Linked DNA regions of Homo sapiens: region 1 is linked to region 2. Evidence: chromatin loops called from intact Hi-C (ENCODE). Cell type or tissue: endothelial cell of umbilical vein. All regions are shown on one strand.

Region 1 (2,500 bases), 51 kb after region 2:
ACAAAAAAGAAAGAAAGTTAAGGACTAGAAAAAAGAAAGCTTCCAGATCGAGGTACCTGATGTAACTTGATCACAGCTTCCTTATTCCCATAATGTGTAAGCCTCACTGATAGCAGGGACCTTGTCTGTTTTATTCACCATTGTATTTCCAGTGCTTTCAACAGGCCCTCACACAAAATAGACACTCAATAAACATTGGTGGGGTGAATGAACAAATGTAAAAGTAAAGATATCTTTGTCATAGGGGTAAATATGACAGTCAAAATATAAGGTGAATGAAAATTTTTACTTATAATTTTGTATATTTCAATAATATGAAAATTTTATTGTAAACATGTATTTTATAAATAAAATGAATATCATGTGTGAGAGCACTTTAGAAATGGTATAAATGTTTTAGCTATATACACATACTTAAGTTGCTTTGTAATCATTGAGTACTAAAAATAAGAAGATTGTGTATTACAATAGTACATAGAGGCTTTGGAATATCTTAGGGAATAGAAATGGCTTTAGTATAGTTTTTCAGGGAGAAACTAATGTACCCTAAGTCTATCATGCTTCTTAAAAGAAGTCAGAGGACCATGTCCTAGTTTTACCGTCTGTGACTGAACATAAATATAAGGGAATATATCTTTGCAGAGGCAAAACCATGTACTTTAAGTAAAAGTAAAAAAGAAATCAGAAAGATATAGGGGGAAATAATTGTGCCAGGAACTAAGGATGCACAAATACTGTAATTGAACATTAAATTTGGCACTGAGATTTCTAGCAACCTTGACAAAAAGAGAAAAGGTAGGTGATAAAAGAAGCCTGTTTTCCATGGAAAACAATCAACTTTTTCTGGCTCTAGTTTCTAGGAAATAGTCATTTGGTTTTTTTACTTTTTTTCTCACATACGTTCCAAAGTATATAGTTCATAGAGTTTTAGTTTTATGCAAATCAAATATTTACTTGGTTGGCTCATGTCGGCTTCTGCATTTGTGCTCTTGTTTCAGGGAACTCTGCACTAAACTTTACAGCATGAGCTGGGGCAATACACAGAGTTGGCAAGAGTTTGATCGCTTTTGTGAATATAATCCAGTGGAAGTGTCCATGTTGACCTGTTTAGCGGATGTCCGGGAACCTTGCCAGTTGGGCTGTAGAAACCTTACTTACTGTACTAATTTTAACAACAGGTAAGACAAATTATTATACATGGAATGGAAATATTTTATCATTAATTATAAATAAGTGAAATACCACTTTATTCTGATTTTATTCCTGTTGGGTTAAAAGAAAGTCTTCTTTATGATTTAATCTTTAAATGCAGTATTCCATCTGGTAAGCCACCTCTGGGAAAGGAAACACTATTACAAAGTCCCTTCCAATCTAGAGATACCTCAAGCTTCTGGAATTCAAAGAATCTCTTCTGCCGTCAGTCCCCTCTCCCTTCTACTGTACCACCAGTGGAAGTAATTCATTGTAGAATAAATTATTGTGAACTATTTGGTCATCCAAATGTCCACTTTTAAACAGTTTACTTTAAAGGACCTTGAGACTGGTTGAGGTTTCTTCTCTGTGAGTCCCCTGTTTCATACAAAAATATTTCTTTACAAAAGCAATTCAAATAGATGTTTTCCCAGGGTATCAAGTATCATTAGAAAAATAAGGAGGCAAGAACTGAGCCTTGGAGCATATCAACAGTTAATGGTTGAAGAAACCAAAGAAAACAGAAGAGGGCACCGGAAGCACGAAATGAGAGAACTCCATACAGAAGCAAGAGAGAGAGAGTTACTAAAGAAGAGGTGGCTGATTTATAAGTTACAACCCAGAAATAAAGAGGGCAAAAGGGAAGAGAATCATTCAATTGGGCCAGAAGGAAGTTCTAGATATTTTTGTCAGATGGTGTTTACTTCAAGCTAACACACATCTTATTTTTTTTAAAGTACTCAGAGTATTACTTAAGAGTGAGAAAATTGAGATATCTTTAAAACTGGTGATAGAGTATTAGCCAGTAAAGACCTGATTTAGAGATTGAGTACATCTGAAATGTTTGAAAGTTAGACTTTGGCACATAGTTCTGGTCTGGCTTCTGGTAATTGTGGAGTAGCTTGTATGAGAATAACAGTCCTACCAATACCAATTATGAACTCCGCACAAAATATAAAAGAACAATTGTTTTGAAGGTATTGGAGACTGATCAAAAGCAGGAGGGTCTACATCTTTTTTTTTTATTATTTTTGAGACAGAATCTCACTCTGTCACCCAGGCTGGAGTATAGTGGCATGATCTCGGCTCACTGCAACCTCCGCCTCCTGGATTCAAGCAATTAATTCTCCTGCCTCAGCCTCCCAAGTAGCTGGGATTACAGGCGCCTGCCACCACACCCAGCTAATTTTTTTTTTTTTTTTTTTTTGTATTTTTAGTAGAGACGGGGCTTCACCATCTTGGCCAGGCTGGTTTCGAACCCCTGATCTCAAGTGATCTGCCTGCCTCAGCCTCCCAAAGTGCTAGGATT
Region 2 (2,500 bases):
GAAATGACTTGCTCAATGGTTTTCTCTTTGGAGGATGAGAAGGGACCCTATCCTGCAGTATCAGCATCGTGTGTCATGGCACCTGATAATGGCTCCGTTTTTATTTAAGTTGCTTTGTAATAGTACAAAAGAGGGAAGGATATAACCTTAAGGGCCAGGTTTCAGTAAGTTGACATTTAAGGAATTAGGTAATAGTAAACCTAGAATCCAGAAGAAGAAAGTAATGAATTTTAAGTTAGAAAAAGCAAACGCCTATCTGGAGCAAAGTAATAAGAAGCAGATTCTCTTACCAAAGAAGTATCTTGGCCCACACTGTAGAAAGAGCTAGGATTGGTGATAGACCAGATATGACAGTTTATTCTGGTATGCAGCTGAAAGTTTCTGTCTGGCATCCATAAATTTAAGCAATCTTTCATTAATAATACTTTTCACTGTGTGCCACTTGTAGAAGAAAATGGGAAGAGGTCAAGGAGGTTATTTTTATATATTATAAATGTGGTTTTTAAAAGAACAAAAGAGATATTATGAGGTTTGTTTATCCAAAAAATACTATATGAGTACTTATTATACGTCAGGCACTGTTCTAGGTGCAGAGCTGCTGCTCCAAGGAGCTTACATTCTGAGAGGTGATAGACAATAAATAGATAAATATGTAACAAAATGATTTCTAGGTATGATAAGGATGCCATGAAGGAACTAAACCAAATGGCTAACACAGAGAATTGTGTGAGTAGTTCTTTGTGTAAAAGAACTTCAAAAGAGTTTATAAGAGCTGCCTCTTTGAGAAGGTAAAGTTTAGAACTGAGATCCGAAGGCTGAGAAGGTGGTGGGTAGTCTTATGAAAGACAGGGGTGAGGTCCAGGAAGTGCAGAAGCCTTAAGGCATAAGGAACAAAAGGTTATATGGTTGGAATGTAGTGACCAACAGAGTATGCTAGGGCTAGATGGTGCAGAGCATTGCAAAAAACCACATAAGGATTATGGATTTTATTCTGTGCACAGATAGAAACCAATAGAGTTTTAAGTAAGAGTGGTATGATTTTATTTCTATTTTAGATCAGTATTGCTGCTGAATGAAAAAAATTATTGTAGTGGGGTAAGAGTATAAGCAGGATGACTAGAAGGCCATTGCAGTAGTTCAAGCAGGAGATAAGGGTTGACTCAAGAGTAGAGTGGTGTGGAGATAGGAGAGGGGATATTTAAAATATGTTGCTGATGGATTAGATGTGGGAAGTGAGGGAAGAAGGAATTAAGGATTACTCATAGGTTTTTTTTTTAATCATGAGCAATTTAATAAAAGTTGATGCCATTTACTGAAGTAGGGAAGATGGAGGAAGAGCATTTTGGAGGAGGGTTGTAAGGTAAGGAAAGGAGAGAATAAAAAGTTCTATTTTTGTACATGTTTAGGATGAATATTAGTAATAATTGCACTAGGGCCATTGCTTATTAAGCCAAATTCCATACTTGTGAGTAATCCATTTAGCAAATATTTATTAAACTATTAATACTGACAGACACTGTGATAGGCAGAGGTATAAAGTGGTAAGCAAAAATAGGGGCTTAAGTTTAGTGGGAAATTCAGACAGGAAATTCACCCCAAAATGTATAATACCTACATGGCTAATATTATGTGGTTATATTAGTACATACCTATTTATATCCTAAATCTGAAGAATATATTTGAGGAAAAAGCATATGGTTTCATCAGGTATATAGCACATAGTATGATGGATGCTGTAAAGCACATAGGTAACTTGAACAAGACTATAAGTGGAGTATTAAGAGATGTGTTCTGACCATGAGATAATTGGGAGCTATACTTTTAGATCCTTTGTTTAGAGATGGGAGCCCTGCTGCAGTGGGGAAGGGAATTATCTAAAAATACTGACTGTTGAAGAGGACTTCAGAAGAGTCATTTGCTTTAGTTGTTTCATAATGATCAATGTCTAGGTTACAGCTCTTTTGACTCTAAGGAACAAAACCCAAAATAAGTCAGGATTAGGGGGCTGGTTATATAGCATTTAACAGGAAATCACATGGAAAGCCAAGGGTAGGAAATTCAGCACATCTCTACCTCAGGGACTGCTACAGGAACTAGAAAGTTGACAGGAACCAAGACTGACAGGAAATTAGACTTCCCGTGTGTTCTTTTAGAGACAGTCTTTATCTCACATGGCTTCTCTCTGTGCATCTCTTCCAGTTTCCTCTCTCCCTCAATCAGCTTCCTTTTTTTTTTTTTTTTTGCACATAGTTTCCACACCCTCATAAAATGTCAGCTTCCCAGCCTCAGCTCTTCTTGACCTTATAGCTGCAGAGCCCACCACCAACTGGCTGCCTGCCTCTTACCTGAGTATGATTTAGTCCAATTTATCTTTTGATTTAAAAATCATATGATGTTTTCTAAATTATAGGTGAGTTACCATATGAAATATGGTACTGAAATAGTATTAATATAGTGAGAGAAATTTTTTTGTACTTTTTTCCTGTTAAAAAGACATTGT

What was found. Hi-C counts contacts between places; a loop is a spot of excess contacts. Peaks named below come from ENCODE experiments on the same cell type or tissue, not always from the same donor. Only the 100,000 strongest peaks of a DNase experiment are listed, where the experiment ranks them.
Region 1: a loop joins it to region 2, with 4 times the contacts of the local background. A loop is called at or near these places in 11 of 110 quality-filtered maps.

What each region holds. Positions count from the first base shown.
Region 1 is chr9:36,090,166-36,092,665 of GRCh38, forward strand. It overlaps RECK (reversion inducing cysteine rich protein with kazal motifs), which reads left to right. Exons shown (of 21, transcript NM_021111.3): 10 at 999-1,178. Among named protein-coding and RNA genes, the nearest start is that of GLIPR2, 45 kb to the right of the region's middle. In endothelial cell of umbilical vein, no CTCF peak of the experiment used is centred here; a DNase peak (open chromatin) is centred at 1,226; H3K27ac peaks cover 2,143 bases.
Region 2 is chr9:36,039,547-36,042,046 of GRCh38, forward strand. All of the region lies in intron 1 of RECK (reversion inducing cysteine rich protein with kazal motifs), which reads left to right. Among named protein-coding and RNA genes, the nearest start is that of RECK, 3.9 kb to the left of the region's middle. In endothelial cell of umbilical vein, no CTCF peak of the experiment used is centred here; no DNase peak of the experiment used is centred here; H3K27ac peaks cover 451 bases.